Linked DNA regions of Homo sapiens: regions 1, 2 and 3 are each linked to region 4. Evidence: read pairs that join two places in POLR2A ChIA-PET (ENCODE). Cell type or tissue: GM12878. All regions are shown on one strand. Links, peaks and the distances in the headings refer to the core of each region. The heading gives the core; the rest is flanking DNA. Region 1 overlaps HVCN1 (hydrogen voltage gated channel 1). Region 2 has its middle 9.0 kb from the start of IFT81. Region 3 overlaps ANAPC7 (anaphase promoting complex subunit 7). Region 4 overlaps ATP2A2 (ATPase sarcoplasmic/endoplasmic reticulum Ca2+ transporting 2).

What was found. Peaks named below come from ENCODE experiments on the same cell type or tissue, not always from the same donor. Only the 100,000 strongest peaks of a DNase experiment are listed, where the experiment ranks them.
Region 1: POLR2A ChIA-PET joins it to region 4 with 5 read pairs; 2 of 35 experiments call an interaction of 5 or more read pairs at or near these places.
Region 2: POLR2A ChIA-PET joins it to region 4 with 5 read pairs; 5 of 35 experiments call an interaction of 5 or more read pairs at or near these places.
Region 3: POLR2A ChIA-PET joins it to region 4 with 9 read pairs; 8 of 35 experiments call an interaction of 5 or more read pairs at or near these places.

Annotation. Positions count from the first base shown.
Region 1 is chr12:110,650,586-110,658,038 of GRCh38, forward strand. HVCN1 (hydrogen voltage gated channel 1) reads right to left here. Exons shown (of 8, transcript NM_032369.4): 5 at 4,649-4,753; 6 at 632-863. Among named protein-coding and RNA genes, the nearest start is that of HVCN1, 35 kb to the right of the region's middle. In GM12878, for the core only: no CTCF peak of the experiment used is centred there; no DNase peak of the experiment used is centred there.
Region 2 is chr12:110,111,671-110,119,123 of GRCh38, forward strand. No RefSeq gene overlaps it. Among named protein-coding and RNA genes, the nearest start is that of IFT81, 9.0 kb to the right of the region's middle. RefSeq lists a cis regulatory region at 6,714-6,985. In GM12878, for the core only: no CTCF peak of the experiment used is centred there; no DNase peak of the experiment used is centred there.
Region 3 is chr12:110,373,639-110,381,091 of GRCh38, forward strand. It overlaps ANAPC7 (anaphase promoting complex subunit 7), which reads right to left. Exons shown (of 11, transcript NM_016238.3): 9 at 3,755-3,979; 10 at 2,428-2,578; 11 at 1-695. The coding sequence ends at 506. Among named protein-coding and RNA genes, the nearest start is that of ANAPC7, 26 kb to the right of the region's middle. In GM12878, for the core only: no CTCF peak of the experiment used is centred there; no DNase peak of the experiment used is centred there.
Region 4 is chr12:110,310,677-110,318,129 of GRCh38, forward strand. All of the region lies in intron 5 of ATP2A2 (ATPase sarcoplasmic/endoplasmic reticulum Ca2+ transporting 2), which reads left to right. Among named protein-coding and RNA genes, the nearest start is that of ATP2A2, 33 kb to the left of the region's middle. RefSeq lists an enhancer at 3,957-4,036. In GM12878, for the core only: no CTCF peak of the experiment used is centred there; a DNase peak (open chromatin) is centred at 3,805; H3K27ac peaks cover 2,524 bases.

The DNA.
Region 1 (7,453 bases), core at 1,586-6,585, 340 kb after region 4:
GTCCATAGATGCCACGAAAGCACAGGCTGGGAAATGCCCCCTTTCCCCATAACAGGCATCTTCTGTAGGAACTGAAAGGCTTTTTTTTCTTTCCTTTGACAAGAGTCCAGTTTTTTTTTTTTTTTTTGAGATGGGGTCTGGCTCTGTCACCCAGGCTAGAGTGCAGTGCACAATCTTGGCTTATTGCAGCCTCCAAATCCTGGGCTCAAGCAATCCTCCCACCTCAGCCTCCCCAGTGGCTGGGACTACATGTGTGCACCACCACACCCAACTGATGTTTGTATTTTTTGTTTTGTAGAGATGGGGGTTTCACCATGTTGCCCAGGTTGGTCTCGAACTCCTGGGCTCAAGTGATCCTCCTGACTCAGCCTCCCAAAGTGCTGGGATTACAGGCATGACCACTGCACCCAACCTGTTTCATTTTATTTGCTTGACGTAAACCTGCTTATAACCAGCTCCTAAAGGGCTGAAGAGGAAGAAGGGAGGAGAGGGAGGTGAGGGGGCAGAGGGGAGGCCTCCATAACAGGAGCCACTGTGAGCTCAGGCACCCAGAGTGACTGCGCAGTCAGGCCTTGGATGTATGCCTGGGCCCCTACTCTCCATCCACAGCCTGGGAGTGCAGGAGACGTACCATTGATGATCCGGGCCACCCGCCACAGCCGGAGCAGAATCAGCAGGCCCAGAGCCTCAAACTGGTGCTCCTGGAACAGGAGGACAATGTCGAGGATGAATGAGACCACCACCACGACGGCATCCAGGATCTCAAACTTGTGGTGAAAGAACTCCAGGCGGAAGACAAATAATTTAAAGATGATCTCCATCATAAAAAAGACCAAGATGGTGATGCTCATGTAGTGGAATACCTGAAGGGGACAAGGAACCACAGTCAGGGGAGATTGGGCCTCTGGGAGGTCAAGCTGCCCTCACATGCACCTGCCTGGTCACCAGCAAGAGAATTCCTCTGGTGGACAAATCCAGATGCCCAGTGCTGGAAACACAGCTGTGAACACCACAGATGAGGCACCTGCTCTCTAAAGGGCAATTAGGCAATGTCAGAATTAAAGCATCCTCTAGACCCTTTGGACCAGCAATTCCATGGCTAAGAACTTACCCTACAGCTGAGCTCCTGTGTGCACAGGGACTAAGGATATTTACTGCAGCACTGTTTGCAGAACAAATACTTTCTGCATTGTAAGACAACAGAAATGTCCATTAGACAGAAATGTCCATTAGAAGTTACTCTTGAAATGAATGGTGACACCTCCATATGGGGCCCTAAGGACACACTTGTTAAAAAGATTAAGCTGGGTGTGGTGGCTCGAGCCAATAGTCCCAGTTACTCAGGAGGCTAGGTGGGGCCTCCTGCCAAGAGCCCAGTTTGAGGCCAGTCTGGGCAACATAGCAAGACCCCATCTCTAAAATAACTGAATGAATGAATGAATGGAGGCAGATCCATATGTTCCAATTAGGAGTGATCACCAAGGTGGTGTAAAGTGAAAAGGGTTCCAAGATCTTGATCTAGTCCTGGCTGGGCACAGTGGCTCATGCCTGTAATCCCAGCACTTTGGGAGGCCAAGGCGGGCAGATCACCTGAGGCCCGGAGTTTGAGACCACGTTGGCCAACATGGTGAAAACCTGTCTGTACTAAAAAAATACAAAAAGTTAGGCATGGTGGTGCATGCCTGTAGTCCCAGCTATTTGGGAGGCTGAGGCAGGAGAATTGCTTGAACACGGAGGAGAGGTTGCAGTGAGCCGAGATTGCACCACTGCACTCCAGCCTGGGTGACAAGTGAGACTGTCTCAAAAAATAAAAATATAAAATAAAATAACCAGTCCTCACACCAAGATAACCATTTCCAGATCTGAGGCAGGGGAGGTACAATGTGGGCAAGGACGTCTTTTGCCAGCAAGGAAGTCTTCAAAGACATCACAGAGTCATGTCAACAGGACCCAGCAGTCAACTTGAAGAGGCTCACAGTGACAACATTTGGGACAATCTGAACATTGAAAAGAATGACTAAGATTGATTGTAACACAGTGAATAAAAAAATTCACAGTGCGGCACATACACCCATGCACACATACATACACACATGGGAAAACAGGGAAGTGCTTTTTTATAGAAGAGTACCTACTACTAAATGTAGAAGGAAAGACAGAAAATCACCATTTTGCATTCCCTAGTGTAGTCACTGACTCAGGCAAGTTTCACCAACAGATGCCAACTGGGGAAGAGGATATTTGCATGCTACCAAAGCAGTACCAGGCAGATCATTTACCACTGCAACGGGAAAAATGCCCCTGGCCAGTGGAGCAGTCCAGCAAGTGACCCAACTGAGTGGGACCCCTGGCGTGGTGTGCCTCCTGAAAATGCCACATCCAGAACATCGCCAGCCAATGAAGACTCCCTGCTGATCAAGCCCTGGACCTAACCGTGGTGTGCAGGAAATGAAGAAACAAGGCAGGAGACCTCAAAATCATCAGACAAATCCAGAACATGGGACATTCTACTGGCTGGGCTCTTCCAAGAGTCATTGTCATGAAGGAAAAAGAAAAGCAGGAGGATTTCTCTAGATTAAGAAAGCCCAGGGAGGCCGGGTGCAGTGGCTCACACCTGTAATCCCAGCACTTTGGGAGGCCAAGACAGGAGGATTGTTTGAGCCTGGGAGTTCAAGACCAGCCTGGGCAACACAAGGAAACCCTGTCTCTACAAAAAATTTAAAAATTAGCTGGGTGTGGTGGTGCATGTCTGTGGTTCTAGCTACTCAGGAGGCTGAGGCGGGAGGAAGGCTTGAGCCCATGAGATCAAGACTACAGTGAGCTGTTAAGTGCTCCTGCACTCCAGCCTGGGTGACAGGGCAAGACTCTGTCTCAAGTAAAAAAAAAAATTAAAAATTCCAAGGAGACATAACCAAATAGAATATTGGAATTCTCTATCCTAGTTTGAAAAAAACTGCCATTAAAGACATTCTTGGGCTGGACACGGTGGCTCTTGCCTGTAATCCCAGCACTTTGGGAGGCCGAAGTGGGCAGATCACTTGAGGTCAGGAGTTCGATACCAGCCTGGCCAACATGGTGAAATCTCATCTCTACTAAAAATAAAAAAATTAGCTGGGTGTGGTGGCGGGCACCTGTAATCCCAGTTACTCTGGAGCTGGAGGCAGGAGAATCGCTTGAACTCAGGAGGCGGACGTTGCAGTGAGATGAGATAGTGCCACTGCACTCCAGCCTGGGCGATAGAGACTGTCTCAAAAAAATAAAGAGAGACATTTGGGATGAGTGAATAAAAGTGGTTGTTAGGTGGGACTATTGATCTTATTTTAGATCTGATGGTGCTCTTATGGCTCCATGGGAGAAAAACCTTATTAGGCACGTTGAAGTATTTAGGAGTGAAGGGTTGTGAAGTCAAATGGCCAGACGGAAGCGTGTGTGCGTCCGTGGGGATGTATAGTGACAAAGCAAACACAGCAAAATGTGTCTTTGCCATTTTTCATAAAAAGTTGAGAGAAAAAAAGACAATAAGTATGGCAGGTATGTTAATGGATTCTATTAAAAATAGAGGAAGAGAGCCAAGTGCAGTGTCGCACGCCTGTAATCCCAGCACTTTGGGAGGCAGAGGTGGGTGGATCACTTGAGCCCTGGGGTTCAAGACCCAGTCTCTGAGAAACATGAAAACAATTATTTAGGAGAAAACAGATGGACAGGGAAGATTCTCCTCCTATGCTGGCATAGGAGATGTCACAGGGCTGCCTCTGGGAAAGGTATCAGGAAGAAGGAGGAAGTTTCATATTCTGCCGTTTTCACCACTTGCAAAGACATACATTTGCATATCAATTCCATTTTGTTTTTCCAAAAAAGGGCATGGCGGGGGATGGGGGGGAAATGCTTTTTTTTTTTTTTTTTTTTCCTGGAGACGGAGTTTTGCTCTTGTTGCCCGGGCTGGAGTGCAGTGGCGCTATCTCGGCTCACTGCAGCCTCCGCCTCTGGGGTTCAAGCGATTCTCCTGCCTCAGCCTCCTGAGTAGCTGGGATTACAGGCGCATGCCACCACGCCCAGCTACTTTTTTGTACTTTTAGTAGAGATTTGGTTTCATTATGTTGGCCAGGCTGGTCTCGAACTCCTGACCTCAGGTGATCCACCCGCCTTGTCCTCCCAAAGTGCAGAGACTAAAGGTGTGAGCCACCATGCCCAACCAGGGATGATTTTAACTCTCTTGATCTCCGCCCTTGGAACTGAGACAGGGTATGTCCACCACCCTTTGGGTGAACATCTGGGATGGGCTCAGTAACTGAATCAGTGAATAAACAGCAGATCCCCTGATGGCCCAGCAAGGGGACCATGCAGACCATCAACAGAAGACAGGAGGAATGCCCCTCCTGACCCAGAGATGGCAGAGTGGATCCACCCCACATGCTCCAGCTCACTAGCCTAGCATCGCCCAGGATTCCAGCCATCATGTGAAACAACGTTTCCTGCTTGTAGTAAATGCTAATCCATATTCTGGAAAGGAAGACGAAAACACCTATCAAACTACCACAGACCTTGCTACTCCAAGTGGGGTGTCAGCTGCTCCACTCTGCACCCCGTCTGTGCAGATAACACAAGCAAAACATATCAGTAAGACCCCAGAAGAGCTGTCAACCCCTACCATGGCAGCATAGTTATTCTTGTCGGGCTGGATGATCTTCAGGTCCAGGATGAGCTCAGCAAGCACCAGGAGGGCATCCAGAACCACCAAGCAGATGATGATGACCTGTGGGCCGAGGGAAGGTGCCAGAGATCATGAGACCCCCACAGAGGCCCTCCCTCTCCCATCATTAAGAGCTGGCTTGGAAGCACGTGGGTGAAACCACTGGGCAAAGCCATTAAGGATGGGAGGCTACTGCTATAGCTCGCCAGAGGCCCCACCAGGATGGAGGCTGTGCAGGGCCAGCTCCTCTCTGATAGAAGCTGCCAGCCTCCTTCCCGCCACCCTCCTGGCCTGCTCTGCCTCTAGGCGCTGCCCACCTTCCCTGCCCTCCCAGAACATCTCTGGCTCATTTTCTGACCTTTGGTCACTGTTTCCCAAATACCACCTCTCAAACCAAACTGCCCATACCTAGATGGCAACAAATAATCAGTTTTTTTTTTTTTTTTTGAGACAGAGTCTTGTTTTGTCACCGAGGCTGGAGTACAGTGGCATGATCTCGCCTCACTGCAACCTCTGCCTCCTGAGTTCAAGCAATTCTCCCACTTCAGCCTCCCGAGTAGCTGGGATAACAGGCACGTACCACCATGCCTGGCTAATTTTTGTATTTTTAGTAGAGATGGTGTTTCACCATGTTAGCCAGGCTGGTCTCGAGCTCCTAACCCCAAGTGATCCACCCACCTTGGCCTCCCAAAGTGCTGGGATTACAGGCATAAGCCACCGTGCCCAGGCAAGTTTGTATTTTTCTGTTCCTGGGGACTGCTGTTGCTGGGGTGCTCACAGAACAGATGCTCAATAAATAATTCAACACAGCCCTGCCTCGGCAGTCCGAGTCCTGGAAGGGACCTTGGGGACTGCTGACTGCAGGTTCCTTGGCTACAGGGACGGCTGCTGTGCTTACAAACTAGCTTCTGCCTGGAGATGCGAGGTACCTGCCCCAGCTCTCGTGTGCTCATAGTGGGTGAAGATGGTGAAGGGGAGAGGAGTCCTGGTGTCCTGGAGAATTCAGGAGAGCTGCTATGGGAAACACAGCCTCCTGGGCTTTGTGATGGGCTGACAGAGGACAGGTGGGGAGCAGTGTGGAGTGGGTGGGTGGTCTCACTGATGGTGGCTGTGGGAAGCAGCTGGTGGTGATGGCAGTCACGGTGACAGCTGGTGATGATGTTGGCGAGGGCACTGATGGCAGGGTGGAGGTGACAGTGTTGGGGTTACCATAATGGCAGTGGAGATGCAGCAGTGGGAGGAGCCCCAAAGGACCTCGAGTGACCCTTCTCTTCCCTTGGAAATTCCAGGCCATCACCGTACCCACCCCCCCGCCAGGGCCTTGCCGCTCACACTCTCAGATCAGTAGATTCTGGCCTCTGAAAATTAACCTGCCATTATCTTGGCAATTTCTGCAGTTTCAGGTTAAAATTAAACAAGTTCAGGCCTCTGCAAGAACAGACTATTAATCCTTTGATCCTTTCAACCTGTAGGTAATTATTTCAGTAATTAAAGTATTATGATGTGGTTTCTTGTGAAAATTGCATGGCAAATTGCTTTGTAATGAAGTTTTCACACATATTCAAATTCAGCAAGCTTAATAAAGGTGCAAGCCTCTAGTAGGGTTTTTGTTGTTGTTTTTCCTTGGTTTTATTTTGGAACTAAAGGGATCTGAGAGCTCATGTGAGGTAAAACCAAGTCACAGAGCTACAAGGAACAGACCCAATATTCAGCCATGAAAAGGATGAGGTTCTGACCCCCGCTCCTATGAAATCGTCATTCTAAGTCAAAGAAGGCAGACAGACAAGATCACACATTATATGATCCCATCTAATGAAATGTCCAGAAATGGCAAATCCAGAGACAGAATGCAGGTTCACAGTTGCCCAGGGCTAGGGGAGGGGGAATGGGGAGTGACTGCTAATGGGTACCAGGTTTCCATTTGAAAATGCTCTGGGGCCGGACACGGTGGCTCATGCCTGTAATCCCAGCACTTTGGGAGGCAGAGGCGGGCAGATCACCTGAGGTCAGGAGTTCGAGACCAGCCTGGCTAACATAGTGAAACCCTGTTTCTACTAAACATACAGAAAATTAGCTGGGCATGATGGTGTGTGCCTGTAATCCCAGCCACTTGGGAGGCTGAGGTAGGAGAATCGCTTCAACCTGGGAGGCGGAGGTTGCAGTGAGCCGAGATCGCACCATTGCAGTCCAGCTTGGGCAACAAGAGTGAAACTCCATCTCAAAAAGAAAAAAGAAAAAAAAAAAAAAAGAAAATGCTCTGGAACTAGATAGTGGTGACTTGTACAACACTGTGAATGTGTTAAATAAATGCCACAGAATCATTTACTTAAAAATGATTGTTATGTGAATCTCACCTCAATTTAAAAAAGAAACAATGCAAAAGAAAAATGAGAGACAGACCAACCTAAGGTCACAAAACTACGATGCCAGGATAATAACCCCAGCCTCTATGAAAACTCATCCCTGGGGCCCTGAATCTGCCAGTTCACAGGGAGTGTTGCTTCTTAGGGGAACCAGGTCACAAGGAAAATTGCTGAGAATTCAGAGAAGCTGCTTCATTCTAAATCCTCACCCTGGCAAAGACTGCAGAGTCCGTGCCGTGGGGCGGCCAGTCCTGGGCTCAGCTCCCAACTCCCCCATCTGCCTGGACCTTGGACACATCTCTCAATGCTGGAAGCTTCAGCGTCCTCTCGGGGAAAGTGGGGTGGGCCACATTTTCTACCCCAGAGCAACAATGGGAGCATGACGTGAGTGAAGTATGAA
Region 2 (7,453 bases), core at 1,307-6,306, 200 kb before region 4:
GGCCTCTCAAAAACAAGTACTGAAGCACTGAAACTCACCAGATCAGGGCATCAGATGACTTCCTGCCCTTCCCTAGTTCTTGTTTTCCCGCATGTTGTTACATTTCTTCCCCACTATATAAACTCCTAATTTTAGTAGACCAGGGAGTTGGATTTGAGACTCAGCTCCCATCACTTCAGCTGCAGCACCCAATTAAAGCCTTCTTCCTTGGCAATACTTGTCCTGTCAGTGATTGGCTTTCTGTGTGGCAAGCAGCAGGACCTAGTCTGAACCCCTGGTGTTTTGGTAACACTCCTGCCTCAGCCTCCCGAGTAGGTAGGACTACAGGCATGCAGCACCACGCCAGCTGATTTTTTCATTTTTTTGTAGAGTTGGGGTCTCACTATGTTGAGTTCAAACTCCTGGGCTCAAGCTGTCCTCCTGCCTCAGCTTCCCAAGGTACTGGGACTATAGGCATGAGCCACCACACCCAGCCTCTCCCTTCCCTTAAATCTGGGTGGCTCTTGTGATTTGCTTTGGGCAATAGGATGCAGCGGAAACAACTTTGTGCCTTTTCTGGGCTTCAGCCTTAAGGGGACTGGCAGCTTCCACTTTTGTGCTCTTTGTACCCAGAACCATGAAAGGAAGCTCAGGTCAGACAACTGAATGATGAGAGGCCACAAGAGAAGGAGAGCTTCCATGTGAAGAAGTGGCCACCAACACTAACATCCAGATCCAAGAGGGATGCCACCTTGGATGTTCTAGCCCCACACGGACCTCCAGCTGGATTCAGCCGTATGAGTGATCCCAGCAGATACCACATGGAGCAGAACCGCCCAGCTGAGCCCAGCTAACCCACAGACTTGTGGGAAAAAACGGTTGCATATCAATAAATTTGGAGTGGTTTATTAAGAAGCAAAAAATAGGCTGGGCGTGGTGGCTCATGCCTGTAATCCCAGCATTTTAGGAGGCCGAGGCAGGCAGATCATTTGAAGTCAAGAGTTCCAGACCAGCCTGGACAACATGGCGAAACCCCCATCTCTACTAAAAATACAAAAAAGTTAGCTGGGCATGGTGGCTCGTGCCTGTAATCCCAGCTACTCGGGAGGTTGAGGCAGGAGACTCGCTGAACCAGGGAGGTGGAGGCTGCAGTGATCTGAGATTGCACCACTGCACTCCAGCCTGGGCCACAGAGGGAAACTCCGTCTCAAAAAAAAAAAAAAAAAGTAAAAAAATTTCTGACACAGTAATATTTACCCTTATCCTTGTGTGATATTTTCTGTTTTATTTCATTTCATTTTTTAAAATGTTAATTGAGATCCACTAAATTGATTTCCATTCCCTCTAATAGGCCATGACCAACAGTCTGAAGAGCACAGTGATGGAGGGTGACTGGTGGGTTGGTTACTTTAAGTAAGAGGAACAGAAAAGACCTTGCTGGCTGGGCATGGTGTCCCATGCCTATAATCCCAGAGCTTTGGGAGGCCAAGGCAGGAGGATCATTTGAGCCCAAGAGTTTGAGACTAGCCTGGGCAACGTAGCGGGACCATGTTTCTACAAAAAATTAAAAATTAGCTGGGCATGGTGGTGGGTGTAGTCTCAGCTACTCAGGAGGTTGAGGAGGATCACTTGAGTCCAGGAGGTCGAGGCTGCAGTGAGCCATGATCATGCCACTGCACTCCAGCTTGGACGAGACCCTGTCTCAAAAAAAAAAAAAAAAAAAAAAGAAAGAAAGAAAGAAGGAAAGAAAAGGGAGGAAAGAGAGAGAGGAAGGAAGGAAGGGAGGGACGGGAAGGAAGGGAATTTTTTTTTCCAAAAAAAAAAATATAATTGAGATGAGAGTCACATAACATAAAACCAACCATTTTAAAAGGAACAATTCCATGGTAATTAGTACATTAACATATATCGTACAACCACCTCTGTCTATTTCCAGAACATTTTCATCACCTCAAAAGGAAATGCTTTTTTTTTTTTTTTTTTTTTTTTTTTTTTGAGACAGAGTGTTGCTCTGTCACCCAGGCTGGAGTGCAGTAGTGCGATCTGGGCTCACTGTAACCTCCACCTCCTGGGTTCAAGCGATTCTTCTGCCTCAGCCTCCCACGTAGCTGGGATTATGGGCCTGCACCACCGCACCTGGCTATTTTTTTGTACTTTTAGTAGAGACAGGGTTTTGCCATGTTGGCCAGGTTGGTCTTGAACTCCTGACCTCAAGTGATCTGCCCACCTTGGCCTCCCAAAATGCTGGGATTACAGGCGTGAGCCACTGTGCCCGGCCTCAAAAGGAAATTCTGTACCGATTAAGCACTTGCTTTGCATTCTCCCCTCTGCCTGGCCCCTGGCAACCACCAGTCCACATTCTGTCTCTAGGGATTTGCCTATTCTGAGTATTTCATATAACAGGAGTCATACAACGGGTGGCCTTTTGCATTTGGCTTGTTTTGCTCAGCACCATGTTTTTGAGGTTCATATATGCTATAGCATGGACCAGTACTTCATTTCTTTTTATGGCTGAATAATATTCTACTGTATGTATATACCACAGTTTGCTTATTCATTCACCCATTTGCCCATCATTTTGAGTCGATCATTTCATCTGTAGCACTCTCATAGACCTCGATTTGACGTCATCAGCCCCAGGAGGATGAGGTGGTCTTGGCAACATGAAAGACAAAGCCAGTTTGTGCCCTGCTGCTCTTGTCCGCTTCCACCAAACTTCTCCTGCATGATTCTCAGCTTCCTGATAGCCCAAAATGCAGCTCCACTGCCGGTTACCCTTAAATACTCCCCCTGAACTCTATAAATACACCAAACATTCAGCTGGGAAAAAAAGAAACTTGAAAGGCATCTGAAATGAAAATACACTTTTTTTCCCAGCATTGGCCAAGTGTTTTCTCTCCATCTTCCCCCTCTTTGATTTTGGGATAAGCGCTTGGATTTCAAACCATTAGCTATACCTGGGTGTGAGAAGAGCTTCCTTGGCAAAGCCCTTGTAGGCACAGAAGTCCAGGCACTGTGTTGATGTGGTCCCTCCCACACAGAAAATCCCTGTGCCTCCCACCTCAGCAGCCTGATTTATGGTTCTTTCGGTCTCTGCTGGGCCAGTTTGGAGCCAGTTTAGGAGGCTGATGAAAATGGCTTTGGAATCAGGCAGACCTATGTTTGAATCTTGGCTCAGCCAGCTACCAGCTCTGCGACCTTGGGCCTCTGTTAACTCTCTAGGTCTCAATTTCCTTAATCATAAAGTGGAAAAAAATAATACTGTGGCTGGGTGTGGTGGCTCACGCCTATAATCCCAGCCTCTTGGGAGGCCAAGGCGGGAGAATTGCTTGAGCCCAGGAGTTCAAGACCAGCTTGGGCAATGTAGTGAGACCCTGTCTCTAAAGAAAAATGCAAAAATTAGCCAGGCATGGTGGTTCTCGCTTGTAGTCCCAGCTACTCAGGAGGCTGAGGCAGGAGGATCTCTTGAGCCCAGGAGGTTGAGGCTGCAGTGAGCCATGATCACACCACTGCACTCCAGCCTGGGTGACAAAGTTAGACTGTCTAAAAAAAGAAAAACAAAAAACTGTCCTTGCAGACTTGTTGTGAAGATTAAATGAGATTATGTAGGTGCAGGCAGTGTGCCGAAATGAAATTAGGCCTAACTCACATAATGCCTGGAACTTCAGCTAGAAGAGAGAAGTGCAGCTTGGAAGACATGGGGCTGGATTCACTGACCCCACAAGGCCTGACTGCCCATCATTTTGATTGTGTAATTTTATCTATAAAGTCAGTCTGCCCCTCCGGATCCACATTGCTGTGGATTAAATTAAAAAAAAATTTTTTTTGAGACAGAGTCTCACTCTGTCACCCAGGCTGGAGTGCAGTGGTGCAATCTTGGCTCATTGCAACCTCCATCTCCTGGGCTCAAGCGATTTTCATGCCTCAGCCTCCCAAGTAGCTGGGATTACAGGCACATACCACCACACCCAGCTAATTTTTGTATTTTAGTAGAAACAGGGTTTCACCACGTTGGCCAGGCTGGTTTTGAACTCCTTACCTCAAGTGATCTGCCCACCTCAGCATCCCAAAGTTCTGGGATTACAGATGTGAGCCACCGCGCCCAGCCCCACTGTTGCCATCTTCCTCCCCCTCTTTGTCCAGGGAGGCGCATCTGCATGGATGACCTCAGGGGAGCTCCCTTTCCCTTTGGCTCTCTGTTGGGTTTAGCTAGTGAGGAGCCAAGCAAGAAGAGATCAGAGGATAGGACAGTGGGATTGGGACTGGCTGCGTCAGAGGCTCTTGTTAGGCAACTGTCTCTGTAGGGCTGATCTGTCAGGCTTTTTGTGTTTGTCCTCTTCTCTTCCTGCTTCAGGCTTAGGGGCAGCAATGGCTGCCTTTGGTGCTGGTCTCTTGGTTGCCCTAAATGCTGTCCACACCTTTATAAATAGCCCTTTATTAAGCTATCCTCAATTGCCCAGAGTTTGCCATCTTTATCCTGCCAGGATGCTAACTAATACAGAAGTTATCAGTTTTAGTCCACGACTCAGATTTGCAGGAGGAAGGACATTGTTTTATAACCAACTGAAATCCAATTCTGAGCCCCCATTCTGCTAGGTTGGAGAGAAATGTAATCTTGTTTTGAGCATCCCCCCTCCCCCAACACACATCCTAGGGGATACCAAGTCCCGGGGCTCTTTTGCAGTGATGTAGCTTTGGGCAACACCTGCAGTCTTCTGTCAGTGGCCCACCCTAGTGACTGCTTGGTCACCCATCCTCCCAGGCTACAGGTCCTTTCAGGTCCAATAGCATTGATCCTTCCATGTCAGGCCTGAGACAAAGAAAGCTTTGGTCAGACTGGAAGGCACTGGACTTGTGGTGTGGCCTCCTTAGGGTATTTCTCCCTTCCCAGAAGCTGCTCTGGACTTATCAACTTGTGACCCTTCCCACTCTCCATAACATCTGTCTTTTCTCTTCTTACTCTTGTTTTGTCTCATTTTGTTTTGTTCTGTTTTGTGTTGTTTTGAGACAGGGTCTCCCTCTGTTGCCCAGGCTGAAGTGCAGTGGCACAATCCTGGCTCACTGCAGCCGCAACTTCCTAGGCTCAAGACATCCTCCAGCCTCAGCCTCCCCAGTAGCTGAGACTATAGGTGCACGCCACCACGCCTGGCTAACTTTTTATTTTTTATAGAGATAAGGGTCTCACTATGTTGCCCAGGCTGGTCTCGAACCCTTGGACTCAAGTGATCCTCCCACCTTGGTCTCCCAAAGTGCTGAAATTATAGGCCTCGACCTCCGCACCTGGCCCCACCTTACCCTTGAAGGAACCCCCCTCTCCACTCCCCGCCTGAGGACAACCAGTACAATTTCCCCTAAACACTTCAATTCTTCACACGCCTACAGGGTCTGTAGGAAGTACAGATGTACTGGGCAAAGTACAGCTGGATTTTCAACCTGCAGAAGTCAAGACAATAAAAATTCTTTCAAGAGGATGGGAAACAGAAGGGGTACACACATAAATTAAAATTTGAATAAATTCTGACACATATTTGAAGTATTTAGCAAAGTTCCTGACATATAGTAAGCACTCAATAAGTGATGATATAATGATAATTTCAGCCCACTAAGAATGTTAGGTGCATCCTGGCTAGGCACGGTGGCTCACACCTGTAATCTCAGCACTTTGGGAGGCCAAGGTGGGCGGCTCACTTGAGGTCAGGAGTTTGAGACCAGCCTGAGCAACATAGTGAGACCTCATCTCTAAAAAAAAAAAAAAAAAAAAAAAAAAAAAATTAGCTGGATATGGTGGCGCCACCTGTAGTCCCAACTTTTCGGGAGGCTGAGGCCGGGAGGTACAGGCTGCAGTGAGTTATGATCACGCCACTGCATTCCAGCGTGGGTGACAGAGTGACATCGTGTCACTGAAAAAAAAAAGTTAGATGCATCCTATATTTCAATCCATACTGATGACTAAGGAGTTAATATGAATTGCGTATTATTTTGGCTATTCTACATTGCCCATTAATCTCATCAGCAATTTCCAGCCTTTGTGAACCATAGCACATTTATAAATACAAAACCCATTTTATAAAAGCCATCTGAGAAAAATATAGTACCAGGCACACATTTAAGAAGACCTCTGGAATCTCATCCATTTAAGTTGAGTATTTCACATATTATTTATCTTTTTACCTTTTAAGAAAGCACATTCTGCTACTAAACATACCCACAAGATTAAATTGTCAGAACAGAGACAATTTAGGATATCTGCAAAATGCAATTCAGGTTTCCGTTCAAATTTAATTTCTTTCCTCTCCAAGTAACCTGGATGGCAAAGGCATTAAATGACAATTAATGGATAACAGAATAACCCTCTTCTGAATTTGTTTCTGCGTCTGGGTCATTTTTCCCAGTTTTAAAAGAATGAGATAAAGTGGGCAGCCTGCAGAATAGCCCCAGATGGGATAGCATCTTGAATCCTGGCACTCGCTGAATACTCGTGCAGAATCCAGAAATATCTCATGGTCAGGATGAAAGGTCTAAATTTAATACCAAAAACAGAAAATTGGCTTGGCTTCCCTGTACTCTGCACAGGAAAGTTCTTGTTTGGAAGTTCTGAAATGAGAAGGGATTGGAGACATTATATTCATGGCCATCCTCAGATGTTTGTGGGGGATCCGGAGAGGTCTGCTGGGTTATCCCAAGACCTTGTTTGGCCCACAGTGGAAGACCACATTGAAGAAAGATAATTCGTGGAAGGAAATCAGGGAGAAGGTTCTCATTGATACAGATGCTCTCTGCCACGAGTGCAGGCTCATTCCTTCCTCTTCCGGTTTTTCTTATGCAGCTTTCCAGATTTACCAGCCTTCCCTGACCACCTGGTCTTCCCTGATCTACTGGTCTTGTTTGCATAGCATCTCTATCTCTGATAAGAGGATCCAGCACTTCCTTTGGGTCTGACACACTTCAGACCAATGAGAGTGAGCCCTGGAAATTTGCTGAAACTATTGGATTAAAAGTTCTACTTTTTTTCTTTTTCTTTTCTTTTTCTTTTTTTTTTTTTTTTATTTGAGACAGGATCTCACTCTCTCACCCAGGCTGGAATGCAGCAGTAAGATCTCAGCTCACTGCAACCTCCGCCTCCTGGGTTCAGGCGATTCTCCTGCCTCAGCCTCCCAAGTAGCTGGGATTACAGGCACCTGCCACCACGCCCAGCTAATTTTTGTATTTTTTTTGTAGAGACAGGGTTTTACCATGTTGGCCAGGGTGGTCTCGAACCGCTGACCTCAAGTGATCCTCCTGCCTTGGCCTCTTAAAGTGCTGGGATTACAGGCATGAGCCATTGTGCCCAGCCTAAATGTCTCTTTCTAAGAAGCTGGAATTGTCAGCCTCTTTTTTTCACTTCTCAGCTTCCTCAGACCTTGGGGGTAGGTTTGCATAGGCCTGCTCACCTCAGAACAACTTCACAATTACATGAGATAAAACCTCTTCTCTT
Region 3 (7,453 bases), core at 1,124-6,123, 63 kb after region 4:
TTACTAACATTGCAGAAGGAAGCAAGATTTACTAGGGACATCTGGATAGCCCAGGACAATGACTTCTGGGAACAGGAAGCTCCCTAGGGCCAGATCGTGCTGCCATCCAACTTGGGAGATGACATTATCGTGCTGGGATGGTGGGTAACTCCTTCAAACCAATCCATGTCACAGAACACTGTCTATTCCTTGAGCTTTTGGATTTAGAAATTAGTTATATAAAAAGTACTCTTGGCCCAGAAGCCCCAACATGTGCGTGGGTCTCGGGGCACTCCCTCAGTCCTCCCTGGCTGGAGCAGGGGAGGATGGAGATACATGGAAGGTTGGTCAGGCTCTGTTTTAGAAATGAAGTCACGACTAGGAATTGGGAGCGAGGGGGCAGAGACCCCTGCTGCAATCACATGCTGAATCATTGTCCTTCTGAGAGCAGGCTCCTACGGTTCCTTCAGTCCACGGAAGTGCTCAGAGCAGGGCAGGCCACTGCGGCCATGGAGCTGCCGCCCCCTCACTGCATGCCGAACCACTGCTCCTGGTCAGCCCACTGGGCCGCCTCACTGTCGCTGCCCTCCAGGTCCCCTTCTTCCCCACTCCCTTCCATGTCGTCCACATCCTCCTCCTGAGTGGCATCCGTGGGACTCTCCTCCTTCTCCATCTTCTGCATCCCCTCTAGAGACTTCTGGTCATTGGGGTCCAAACTAGGGGACAACAAAACAAAGGAGAGGCCTGAATCTCTGCCTTGCTCTTGCTGGCTGATTCGTCATCTCCCTGGCCCGGCAGTGAAATGACCACACAGTCCCAAAAAATGTGCTAAAGCCTGGCCTCTCCAAACAACTCAGGCTTCCAAGGCTGGGTTGAGGGAGTCCACCACCAGAAGTGCAAAAAGGAGTCTCTTCCTAATTTTTAGAGTTCTCAATTTGAGTTTTTCTCCACAAATTTCTTAAACTTTTTCATACCTATTACCCCTAGCATTCTGCTAGAGGCGGCTACCAGATAACACAAATGAAAAAGTGGCAAACAAACATTACCAGGTAAATTCAAATGGAATTCCCAGAAAGTTGGGTTTTAGAGCTACAGGGTTACAAAAAATAGGAATTTCTCTGAGTATAGGTGTCCCATGTTCTTATGATGTAATTAAACATAGCAGCATTTCAGGAGCCAACCAAAAACATCACGCTGTACCATGGAACAGACTTGTAAACACCTAGGTCAGACCCCAGGACCCAAGGCTACCCCTACCCAAGCATTCACATTTAGCAGCTGAGTGTCAGTACATACGCCACCCCCACCCCCAAAGTTCAGAGCCTCTAGAACATTCATTTATTTGCCTCCTAAGCAATCTTTCCTCTTGCCTTAGTGACCATCACCCAAGCCAGCAGGCGTCCCACGCCTAGCAAACCCCACCTCTAATGGAAGTCTGATATTTTATTTTCTCACTTGCTTCTGAGATTCTAAAAAGCAGCTAAAACCCATGTTGGCACCGTTTCTACCGATATAAATGCGGACCGATCTGTAACATCTCCTCGTCTCCTGGTTGAAGCCTTCCACATCCTGTACTCTGAAGCTCTCACCCATACCCAGGGCTCCTGCCCTCTGGACTCCCACCTTCCCTTCTACAGACTACTATGAAAGCCCTTAGCACATGGCATGGCCAGTCTGCATGTCTGAGACTGACAGCTCCCGAAACATAGCATCTCCAGTTGTCACTGAGATGCTAGGCACACAAGTGGTGCTCAACTGTGTGCTGAACAATTGAATGTGATCAGACTCTATTAAAGACAGCCCTTCACCATAACCTTACAGACACACAGACAACCCTCAAAGAAACCACTTCTGTATTAAACAGTAAGAATACCACTATTTATTTAGCATTTACTATGTACCAGGCACAGGGCTAAGAGCTTTACATGAAATAATCATTTAACCCTCATTCGATCATTTAATATCTAATAAGGTAGCTAGATATAGACAAGGAAATGTGTTAGTAACTTGCCCAAGATCACAGGTGGTGAAGGTAGTATTCAAAACTTCAGACCTCAAGTTCTTAATGACTACAGTAGATAGAAACATGGGAAAGTACTTACAATACTTTGATTTGAAAAAGAAGAATATAAAATATATACTAGGTACAGCCCTATAAAAATATGTGTGTGTGGGCAAGGACAGAAGATGAGCTATACAAATGAACACAGATGTTATAGTGGTGTGGGATGGTTATGAGTGAAACAGTTCTCTAATGTTGTTAATATATTTTAAGAAAAAATTTTTAGAAGTCATGAATTCACAAATAACTCTTCTACCATTACTATTATTATTCTGCTTTCAACCATGGACACAAAGTGTGTGTGTGTTTCCATAACTCCTGTGACACAGCTCACTGCCTCCTCTACCCTCCTCAGTGGCCTTCCCCCAAGGGAGGCTAGTGCCTACCTTAGTGCTATACTATACTGGTCCATTGCCTCCTGATACTCATTGACAGCTACAAGGAAATCTCCTAGGATCCGATGCAGGACACAGTCACTCTGATTAGCCAGTGCGTTCCTCAGCAAAGCAATTCCATCTTCATATTTCTGTTCTCTGCCTGGGGGAATAAAAAAGACCCTCACTTAAGTCATGTACAAAAAAACCACAACTACCATTCTGACCATCTCTTTGCAGACATCCTCAAGAGAACACTGGTGCAACACAAAGCGAGGGCAAGCACACCTGAAGCCCTATTCAGTTAAGAAATTTTCCATCCTGGCTAACACAGTGAAACCCCGTCTCTACTAAAAATACAAAAAATTAGCCGGGCTTGGTGGCAGGTGCCTGTAGTCCCAGCTACTCGGGAGGCTGAGGCAGGTGAATGGCCTGAACCCAGGAGGCGGAGCTTGCAGTGAGCCGTGATTGTGCCACTACACTCCAGTCTGGGCAACAGAGCGAGACTCCATCTCAAAAAAAAAAAAAAAAAAGAAATTTGCAGTTTGAATTATAATGTTTTAAATGGGCTCTTAACTTTAAAAAGCCAAACTGCTTTGCCAACTAGCCCAAATTCAATGAACCAAATTATGAGTTTATCATAAATCAGGACTGAAAAAAAAAAAAAAGGGCCAAACGGGAAGTCATAAAATCATCCAGATAGCTCCACTCAAAATGGCTAAAATCAGTTAGTTATATTCAGCTCCAACTAATTCAGGACAACTCAAACCAGATAACAGTGAGCCGAGGCTGGGCACGGTGGCTCACACCTATAATCCCACCACTTTGGGAGGCCGAGGCGGGTGGATCACAAGGTCAGGATTTCGAAACCGGCCTGGCCAATATGGTGAAACCCCATCTCTACTATAAAAAAAAATAATAAAAAATAAAAAAATTAGCTGGGCATGGTGGTGCACGCCTGTAGTCCCAGCTACTCAGGAGGCTGAGGCAGAAGAATTGCTTGAACCCGGGAGGCGGAGGTTGCAGTGAGCTGAGATCGCACCACTGCACTCCAGCCTGGGTGACAGAGCAAGATGCCGTCTCAAAAAAAAAAAAAAAAAAAAAATTAGTGAGCCGAATAGATACCAACCAATTATAGGTGGTTGGAACCAAGCCAAGCAGATCTAAGCCAGCTACGTTTGGTTGGGCTAAATATAAACCAATCCAAGCAGGCTCAGACCTGCTGCAAAAGGCACACACCTGTCTAGTCATCTGTAACTAGCTGGGACAAGGGGCTCCAACTGAGGTCAGGTTTTATAAAAATTAATGATGAACAGGACAGAAAATAAGACACACTTACTAAGTAGTTCTGCTTTTTTCACCACAGCCTTAATGTAATCTGGCCTTTGGGTCAGGGCTTTATCTAATAATGTTTTGGCTTTCTCCTGTGTCACTGGGTCTTCAAGACAAACGGTGGCTAAAAGGGTAAGGGTCTGTGCATTTGCTCCCAGAGTTTTGTAAACGTTGTTAGCCATTACCATTGCTTCTCGAATACTGTTGGAGGCTAAGTAACATTCGATAAGACCTGAAAAAAGTAAAACACGTGAAGACATTCAATGCCATTACCATTCCAACCCATGCTTCCACTCTGACAGCTCTCCAAATTGCTAACCTTCAAAGTTTCAGACAAAGGGCAGGCCACGGGAAACTGATGGTGAGATTAGACTGGCAAGAGTGTTGATGGAATAGCTAAGAAGTGCTCTTCCCCAGAGAACTTGATGGATGTAGAAAAAGACTGCCTTCAAAGGCACCTTCAGTTTAGGGAAGGAAACAAGCACATGTAAGGAACCTGCAGCATGTGAGCACCCCATCTGACCACTGGAAGAATAAATGCGACACTAATGATTAGTCTGTCATATGGCCAAGAGATCAAAGTAGTGAGAGATGATGTTCCCAACAAAACCCAAGGTTTTGCTGCCTCTTAACAAGCAGTTATTCTCCAGCTGCATTCGGTCACCTGTAGGGCTAGGTTTAAGATGGAAGACTCCTAGGGTCTTTATTTTATTATTTATTTTTTTTGCGACAGAGTTTCACTCTCGTTGCCCAGGCTGGAGCGCAATGGCGCCATCTCGGCTCACTGCAATCTCCGCCTCCCGGGTTCAAGCGATTCTCCTCCCTCAGCCTCCCGAGTAGCTGGGATTACAAGCATGCACCACCACACCCGGCTAGTTTTGTATTTTTAGTAGAGACGGGGTTTCTCCATGTTGGTCAGGCTGCTCTCGAACTCCTGACCTCAGGTGATCCGCCCAGCTCAGCCTCCCAAAGTATTAGGATTACAGGCGTAAGCCACCGTGCCTGGCCTGGCTCCTAGAGTCTTAAAGTGAATTTACAGTTTGACAAATAAAGGACTTATTGTCAAGCAACTTAGGGAGAAAGACTCTTTTATTTGAAACGTAACAGCTGTCTCAAAAGGCACTTGCTGAGGGCTTCCCTAAACGAGATGAACAGTACTTACCACATGCACCAAACAGACTGCAACTGGCAGCCCTTGCCTCTTTCCACACCCACAGCGAGACGCCCTATGAGGAGGCCACCTTGAGAAGAGTCAACTCTCAACTCTTCATGCCAGTAAGTTGAGGAGAACAGAGGAATAACTTTTTGGCACAAAGTGCTCATCAAAACAAAAAAACAGCTTAAAACCCCAAACCCACACAATCCTTGGCAGATTTTCTCTGCATACTCCTCCACCCTAGCAGCATTTATAACATTCATGCACACCCTTCCACACACTATGGTTACTTAACCAGAAATTACCTAACTCTAACTATTTTTTTTTTTTTTTTTGAAATGGAGTCTTGCTCTGTCACCCAGGCTGGAGGGCAGTGGTGACATCTCGGCTCACTGCAACCCATGTCTCCTGGGTTCAAGCAATTCTCCTGCCTCAGCCTCCCAAGTAGCTGGGACTACAGGCGTGCACCACCATGCCTGGCTAAATTTGTTTCTATTTTTAGTAGAGATGGTAGTTCACCATGTTGGCTAGGCTGGTCTCGAACTCCTGACGTCAGGTGTTCCACCCGCCTCAGCCTCCCAAAGTGCTAGGACTACAGGCATGAGCCACCATACCCAGCCAATTACCTAACTCTTAAGGGCAACATGTTGGATTCCACATACAGTTGTTTGCAATTACTTACTGAATAGTTTTACTTCCCTGCTAAAGCCCTACTGGAACTTCAGAAAAAAACAGAATGCACTTGCCTAACCTAAATCTCTACCAGCAAAAGAAGGAAGCTCCAACTGGAAACTGTAAGAAATATCAAAGGGTGTAGTCAGAGTTGCCCTGACCTAAATCTCCAAATGGCAGCTTAAGAAGCCTCACTGGCCAACTGGGAAACATCCGCTGTCCAAATATTATAGGACGGACTATTCAACCGCATCCCTGAGCTCTGGTGAAATAGGCATGCAGTATAATGGAATTAACATGATTAACAGCAGCTGGGAAGACAGGGAAGTTACAGTTTCAGGATCAAGAAGTTAATCTGAAATCAATGGTTGGTTTGCTAGAGCTTCTTTCAGAACAAAGACAATACTCTTTCCCCCTCAACAAATCCAGAGGCATAGCTCTCTGGCTATATAAGCAGATTTGTTCTCTTTCCCAACATCCAAATTTTATTTCTCAAATTTGAACTCATCTTCCTGTTAAGAGCAAATCACTCCTAGACTCCTAGGTTTATTTTTAAATGCTTATAAAAATATGTTTTGGAGGAACTGCATCTTGTAAGATCTATTTTAATGTCTGTGACTGAGTCACCAAACGTTGCTGAAACTGGCACAGCTCCTTTGAACTCCCAGGGTCAATTCACATGAACTTAAAATATTACATAACAAAACAAAGTTGGACCCTGATTGTGCCCACTCTGGAGGTCACAATGAACAGACCCATTCCCACAGCCAACACTATCATATGGATGTGGAGTTATCCCACGAGTACTAACTCTGGCCCAAGGTAAGATGGCCACGAAAAAGAATAGGCCTAACAGGCCATGTACAGTGGTTCACGTCTGTAATCCCAGCACTTTAGGAGGCTGAATTGGGCAGATCACTTAAGCCCAGGAGTTCGGGACCAGCCTGGCTAACATGGCGAAACCCCATCTCTACTAAAAATACAAAAATGAGCTGGGTGTGGTGGTGTATGCCTGTAATCCCAGCTACTCAGGAGGCTGAAGCAGGAGAATCACTTAAACCCGGCAAGTGGAGGTTGCAGTGAGCTGAGATTGCACCACTGCACTCCAGCCTGGGTGACAGAGTGAGACTCTATCTCAAATAAAAATAAAAAAAATAGGCCGGTTGTGGTGGCTCATGCCTGTAATCCCAGAACTTTGGGAGGCCAAGGCAGGCAGCTCACGAGGTCAGGAGTTCGAGACCAGCCTGGCCAACATGGTGAAACTCCATCTCACTAAAAAATACAAAAATTAGCTGGGTGTGGTGGTGGGCGCCTATAATCCCAGCTACTTGGGAGGCTGAGGCAGGAGAATGGTTTGAACCCGGAAGGTGGAGGTTGCAATGAGCCAAGATCATGCCACTGCACTCCAGCCTGGGTGACAGGGCGAGACTCTGTCTCAAAAAAAAAAAAAAAAAACAGGACCCGGGCACGGTGGCTCACGCCTGTAATCCTAGCACTTTGGGAGGCCGAGGCGGGCGGATCACGAGGTCAGAAGATTGAGACCATCCTGGCTAGCACGGTGAAACACTGTCTCTACTAAAAATACAAAAAATTAGCCAGGTGTAATCCTAGCTACTGGGGAGGCTGAGGCAGGAGAATGGCATTAACCCGGGAGGTGGAGCCTGCAGTGAGCCGAGATCATGCCACTGCACTCCAGCCTGGGCAACAAAGCGAGACTCTGTCTCAAAAAAAAGAGGAGTAAGAGAAAAAAAATAGGCAAACTAAGTGATCTTGCATGGTGTCTGACACAGAGAGATTCATATTAATGAGTACGCCACACTGGATGGGGGCGAGCGGTGGGAGGACAAAAAAAAAAAACCCCATCCCAACTATACCCTC
Region 4 (7,453 bases), core at 1,491-6,490:
AGCACTTGTACAGAAATTGATAATTTTATTTCCTAAAATGAAGACTTAATAGCCAACAGGGTGCCAGCAATTTCAAGATTTACTCGGGAATAAAAAGAATAATTCTTAAACTTGACAGCAATTTAAAGGAAGAAAACTTTCAATTTAAAGGAAGGAAACTTTTACTTCAGACAGTTAACATGCAGTACTGAGATTTAGTAGCAGGTATAAACTGCTTTTGAAGCAGTTGAGTAAAAGGCAGAGTTGTGAAATAGATGAGTGGATTCATATAAGAACCTGGATTATGATCCTAGTTCTGCATGACATTGGACTATGTACATTAACCTCTGCAGAATTAGGTAATTGGAGTACTGTTTCAAGGAGCTTTCTTGCTCTAAAAAGTGTGATTTAGATAGTATGGCCATGAGTCCATGTGGACTTTTTTTTGCTTTTAGAAAGCTGTTGGGGTTGGAATTGACTGGCTTTAAACATTTAGCAAACATTAAATGCTCTTTAACACAAAACAGAGTAGTCAGTCTGCTGTAGAGCAGAGGAGTTGGCATACTATCTTTGTGGGTTGGTTGGTTGGTTCGTTTGTTTATAGACATGAGGTCTCACTGTGTCACTCAGGCTGGTCTTGAACTCCTGGCCTCAAGTGATCCTCCTGCCTTAGCCTGTAATCCCAGGTCTTTGGGAGGCGGAGGCGGGTGGATCACAAGATCAGGAGTTCAAGACCAGCCTGGCCAAGATGGTGAAACCCCCGTCTCTACTAAAAATACAAAAATTAGCCGGGTGCAGTGGCAGGCACCCGTAACCCGTAATCCCAGCTACTCGGTAGGCCGAGGCAGGAGAATTACTTGAACCCAGGGGGCAGAGGTTGCAGTGAGCCAAGATCGCGCCACTGCACTCCAGCCTGGGGGACAGAGCGAGACTCCATCTCAAAAAAAAAAAAAAAAAAAAAAAAAAACGCTGGGATTATAAGTGTGAGCTATAGCGTCCAGCTAATATTTTGGGTTTTGTGGGCCACAACAATCTCTGTACCAAAGTCTTTTGTAAAATATGAAAAGAGAATTGTTTAAAAAAAAAAAAAAAAAGGTGTTGGCTGGGTGCAGTGGCTTATCCCTGCAATCCTAGCATTTTGGGAGGCCATGGCAGGAGGATCACTTGAGCCCAGGAGTTTGAGACCAGCCTGGGCAACATATTGAGACCTTGTCTTTACAAAAAAAGTTTTAAAAACTTGCATAGTGAGGCTGGGAGCCATGGCTCATGCCAGCACTTTGGGAGGCTGAGACGAGGTTCACTTGAGCTCAGGAGTTTGAGACCAGCCTGGGCAACATGGAAAGACCCCGTCTCTAAAAAAATAAAAAATGAAAATTTGCTGGGCATGTTGACGTGCTCCTGTAGTCCCTGCTTCTCGGGAGGCTGAGGTGGGAGGATCAGTTGAGCCTGGGAGGTCAGGGCTGCAGTGAGCTCAGATCGTGCCAGTATGCTCCAGCCTGGGTGACAGAGTGAGACAGAGTAAAACTCTGTCTCCCAAAAAAAGTTCGGGGGGTGGGGAGCCTTAAGATTTTGCACACTGCTTAGATCAATGTTTCTCTAACTTCATGTGTGCAGGAATTACCTGGGGATGTTGTTAAAATGTATGTTTTGATTGGTTCAGTCTGAAATGGGGCCTGATTATTCTGCATTTCTAATAAGCTCCCAGGTCAATAATTTGAGTAGCAAGGCTCTAGAGCAGATCTTAATCATTTCTAGATCACAGTCCCTTTGAGAATTAATGAAATTTATGGACTTTCTTCCCCAAAAACATATATTGAAAATCTTGTGTGCAACTTCAGGAGGTTCATTTGTCCTCCTCCTCAGAAAGTCCACCTCAGGATTCTAGCTATTTAGTTTTGAAAACTGAAGTACAGGCCGGGCATGGTGGCTCATGCCTGTAATCCCAGCAATTTAGGAGGCCAAGGCAGGCGGATCATTTGAGCCCAGGAGTTCGAGACCAGCCTGGCCAACACTGTGAAATCCCATCTTCACTAAAAATACAAAAATTACCCGGGTGTGGTGGTGGATGCCTGTAATCCTAGCTACTTGGGTGGCTGAGGCACGAGAATCGCCTAAACCCAGGAGATGGAAGCTGCAATGAGCCTAGATTGCACAACTGCATTCCACCCTGAGGGACAGAGCGAGACTCTGTTGCAAAAAAAAAAAAAAAAGAAAACAAAACAAAAAAGAAAAATTGCTTTAGTTGTTCTGTAAATCCTGGAAGCTATACCTCTGTTTCCAAAGCCAAGGTATAAATTATTACTCTAGAAAACGGATAAGCAGAAGAGCAAAATAGTCTAAAACAAAAATCAGCATAGAGAGTTTTTGAGTTTGAGAGCCCCTGAGCACTGTCAGAATAGCTAAGACATTAAGAACTGTGAGAAATGAGAGTTCTCCTCAACCATCAGACCATGATAGGCCAGTTGATCTTGAAGCCTGACCTGATTTCATGGGGCTGGCATTTCCTTCCTGATTTCCTGTAATCACCTCCTCTCTACTCCCCATGATTCAGTGGTAGTCACAGTACCAGGAAGTGCCAACCTTTTCATTCTTGCTACTGAGATGAAGATTTTGGAAAAAGGAGAAGAAACCATGTGGTTTGGGAACCACCTTTCCTTTTTTTTTTTTTTTTTTTTTTGATACGGAGTCGCTCTGTCGCCCAGGCTGGAGTGCAGTGGAATGATCTCGGCTCACTGCAAGCTCCGCCTCCTGGGTTCACGCCATTCTCCTGCCTCAGCCTCCCCGTTAGCTGTGACTACAGGCACCCACCACAATGTCCGGCTAATTTTTTGTATATTTTAGTAGAGATGGGGTTTCACCATGTTAGCCAGGCTGGTCTCAAACTCCTGACCTCAAGTGCTTCATCTGCCTTGGCCTCCCAAAGTGCTGGGATTACAGGTGTGAGCCACCGCTGCTGGCCATGGGAACCACCTTTCCTAAGCATTAACACCAAACCACCTAGATGGGCAGATTTAACTGTGACCAACTTTTATATTAAAAGATAATGGAACTTTTTTTTTTTTTTTTTTTTTTGAGACAAAGTCTCGGCTCTGTCACCCAGGCTGGAGAGCAGTGGTGCAATCTTGGACCACTGGAACCTCTGCCTCCTGGGTTCAAGCGATTCTTCTGCCTCAGCTTTCCCATTAGCTGGAATTACAGGTGTGCACCACCCCACCTGGCTATTTTGTATTTTTTTTTTAGTAGAGACGGGGTTTCACCATGTTGGCCAGGCTGGTCTTGAACTCCTGACCTCAAGAGATCCACCCACCGTCAGCCTCCCAAAGTGTTGGGATTACAGGCATGAGCCACTGTGCCCGGCCGATAATGGAACTTTTGAAAACCAAGGGCTTGGTGGCCGGGTACACTGGCTCATGCCTGTAATCCCAGCACTTTGGAGGCCGAGGCGGGCAGATCACCTGAGGTCAGGAGTTCGAGACTAGCCTGACCAACATGGAGAAACGCTGTCTCTACTAAAAATTCAAAATTAGCTGGGCATGGTAGCGCTTGCCTGTAATCCCAACTACTTGGGAGGCTGAGGCAAGAGAATCACTTGAACCCAGGAGGCAGAGTTTGTGCTGAGCTGATATCGTGCCATTGCACTCCAGCCTGGGCAGCAAGAGTGAAACTCTGTCTCAAAAAAAGAAAAAAAAAAAAAAAGTAAAACAAAGGGCTTGGCATTATCAGTGCCAGAAAAATACAAGATTGAGAGAATGGGGAAACAGGAGGGACATAAACTTGGTGGGAGTATACATTTGTATGCAAAAGTAAAAGATAACAGACGAAGATGTTAACCCTGTAACACCGTAAAAGGAAATGTTAGAAATAACTAGATAGCCATAAAAATAGAGGATGATTCATTTAGTTCATGGTATGGTTGTGAAATACTGTGGCCTTGAACAAGTACCTTTTAGTGTCTCATTTTCCTCATCTATAAACAGGGAGGGAGTAAAGATAATAGATCCCTCCTTAGAGTTGTGAAGATTGAATTAGTAACCTGTGAAGCTGTTCCAGCAGTACCTGGTCTAGAAATAATAGTCTCAAAATTTCATTGCTTATTATTACTATACAGCCACTTTTTAAAATGAGACAGGTATGTATAAATATAAAAGGTCTAATATTGTTTTAGTGAATGTTGTACATAAAGAGATGTCCAGAAAATCCAGAAGATACACTTTTTTTTTTTTTTTTTGGAAATGGAGTCTCGCTCTGTCGCCCAGGCTGGAGTGCAGTGGCATGATCTCAGCTCACTGCAAGCTCCGCCTCCTGGGTTCATGCCATTCTCCTGCCTCAGCCTCCCAAGTAGCTGGGACCACAGGCACCCGCCACCATGCCCGGCTAATTTTTTGTATTTTTAGTAGAGACGGGGTTTCACCATGTTAGCCAGGATGATCTCGTTCTCCTGACCTTGTGATCCGCCTGCCTCAGCCTTCCAGAGTGCTGGGATTACAGGCGTGAGCCATCGCGCCCGGCAATATACTGTTAACTGTATATATATCTGTTGAAAGAGGGGAAGAAGAATGGTGTTTGACCTTTTAAACGTGCATTTTTCTTTTGTGATAAAAATCTCTGTTGGTAGGTAGGCTGGAGTACTCTAACATTGCTTAGTGCATGGTTGCCTTTGCAACATCTAATGAATTGGTTACCTTTCTACCCCCATAACTCTAGTAACTGGAAACTTGCTTAATGATCAGTGTCATTTTTTTAGTCAGTTCATTATAAAATATTCCTTATGAGCTAAAATATATTTTGTCTGTTGTGTATGTTAGCTTTTTTAATTTGGAGCCACATAGAAATCTGATTTATCACCAGTTTAGATCTGAAGGGGAGCTTATGAAACCTTATTTTAGGGGATGAGAAGACTAAAACTCAGAGTTTGTAACTTATCCAGGAGCATGTGGCAGTTTGTGGCAGTACTAGGACTGTCAAATGTTAGCAGTATAGCGTATCCTAAAATTTTTATTTTTGGCCGGGTGCGGTGGCTCACGCCTGTAATCCCAGCACTTTGGGAGGCCTAGGTGGGTGGATCACTTGAGGTTGGGAGTTCGAGACCAGCCTGGCCAACGTGGTGAAACCCCATCTCTACTAAAAATACAAAACTTAGCCGGCCGCATCGGCACACGCCTGTAGTCCCAGGTATTTGGGAGGGAGGCAGGAGAATTGCTTGAACCCAGGAGGCGGGGGTTGCAGTGAGCTGAGATCACGCCACTGTGCTCCAGCCTGGGTGACAGAGCAAACAAACAAAATTAGCTTGGTGTGGTGGTGGGCACCTGTAATCCCAGCTACTCGGGAGGCTGAGGCAGGAAAATCGCCTGAACCTGGGAGGTGGAGGTTACAGTGAGCCGAGATCATGCCACTGCACTCCAGCCTGGGCAACAAAGCTAGTCTCCATCTCAAAAAGTAAAATAAAATAAAATGTTTATTTCCAAGTTAGTCTTAGCATTTGTTTCAAACGCTTTACCATCTTGGTAGTTCTCTTTGGTACCCAGATTGAATGCAGTTATGTAAATGGAGTCTGGTTGTCATTCTAGACATTTTTTGTCTTCTGACAGTCTATGGAAATTTCTTTGGCAGTCTTAATTACTCTACCAGCTAAAACTACAGTCTTTCTTAGGTGTTCTTCCCATCCCCCCATTCCTAAATTTCTAGACTTTTACTGGCATAGATTATTTTGGTTTTAGTCTAAACGTAGAATTTAAGCAACTACCATTATTGAACCTCATTTAGCTTAACCAAAGCTGTTATCTCTTTGGACCCTGATTTTTTATTGTTTCTAGCTTCGTGATGTTCTTCAACTTGGTAATTAGAAGTCTTTTGCTACATGTATACTAAAGGAAATATGTGTGCCAAATGCTTTATTCATTGACAGATATTTTATTTGACACCCACTGTGTGCCAGGTATAGTGGTAGGGCTAGGAAATCAGTGATGTCTGAGTGACTCTGCCTTTATGGAGCTTTTGGTTTTAGTGGGGAAGATTCATGAAGACCATGCGAGTGTAAGGAAAGGACAGGATGCTCTGTGGGCACACAGTGAGGGATGCCAGCCTAATCTGGGAGTTAGAGGAAAGCCTTACTATTTATGGGAGAAGAAAGGGTATGTGAAGGCCCAGAAACAAGTTAGAGGAACTGAAGAGCATAGTGTGTGATGCTCAGAGGGAGGTGAGAGGGTGACAGGCAAACAGCACTTGGGTCATGGAGGCTGTTATAAGCCCGGGTTGGGATGCCAAAGAAGCTGTTGAAAGATTTTAAAACAGGAGGAGATCACGTTTGCCATTTTAAAGACAGTACTGTCTAAGAAACAGATTGGGAGCAAACCACAGTAGTATAATGGGGTATTGTGTAATGTTCCTTCCCTGTTCACCGTGAGGCCTGGAAGTAGTTTAAAGTAGTCAAGTAGAGCTTCTCAAATGAAGAATTTCATTCAGTCTCTGCTAAACTACAAAATTTATGACTCAAATTGGAAACACGGTGAAAATTTTGAGTCACAGTTAAATGTTTAAGTAGTTTAAGATAAATCTGTTATGCCTTGTGTTTCCTAGGAGCCATTTAGATTCAAAAACAACAGTGGCATTTAGAAGGTAATTTCTGGTCTTAAATAGTGTTTTTCTTATAAAAGATTTTAATAACTGGTGTTTGCCACAATAAATTAGGTTTTTAAAATGCATAATACAATTGATTAATAAAAAGGATTTTTTAAAAAAATAATGCTGATTTTTGGTTTGTTTGGGTTTTTTTTGAGATGGAGTCTCACTGTGTCACCCAGGCTGGAGTGCAGTGGCGCAATCTCAGCTCACTGCAACCTCAGCCTCCAAGTAGCTACAATTATAGGCGCCCGCCACCATGCCGGGCTAATTTTTATATTTTTAGTAGAGACGGAGTTTCACCATGTTGGCCAGGCTGGTCTCAAACTCCTGACCTCAAATGCTTCGTCCGCCTTGGCCTCCCAAAGTGCTGGGATTACAGGTGTGAGCCACCATGCCCGGCTTGAATAATGGTAGTTTTAACCATCAGTATTTATATTTGACATAAGTGGTACAAATAATGTTTCAGTATCATGGCTTATAAACGTTTGCATGGAGTTCTAAAACGTGGCAAACTGATAATTTAATGAACTCTTACTTGAACTCTTGTGCAAGTATACTGTGAGGATTTTGTTCTGATTGGAAATCTTTATTGTAATAGCAAATTAAAGAGCTGTGGATTTTCAAGAGCTGAATTTGAAAGGTGTCAGATGTTAAATGGAAGGTAATTCAGAGTTTATTCTTTTATTGTACCTGCCTCCACCCAAAGAGTCAGAGAAAAACATTTGGAAGAAAAAATTGCAGAGCATCCCTTTGGCAAGAGTAAGAATTTTCCACTACCACTTGCCCTAAGAGCATTGACATGCCTCACCAGGGAAATGTTACAGGATGTGATCATCGGAACAGCCTAGCCTGC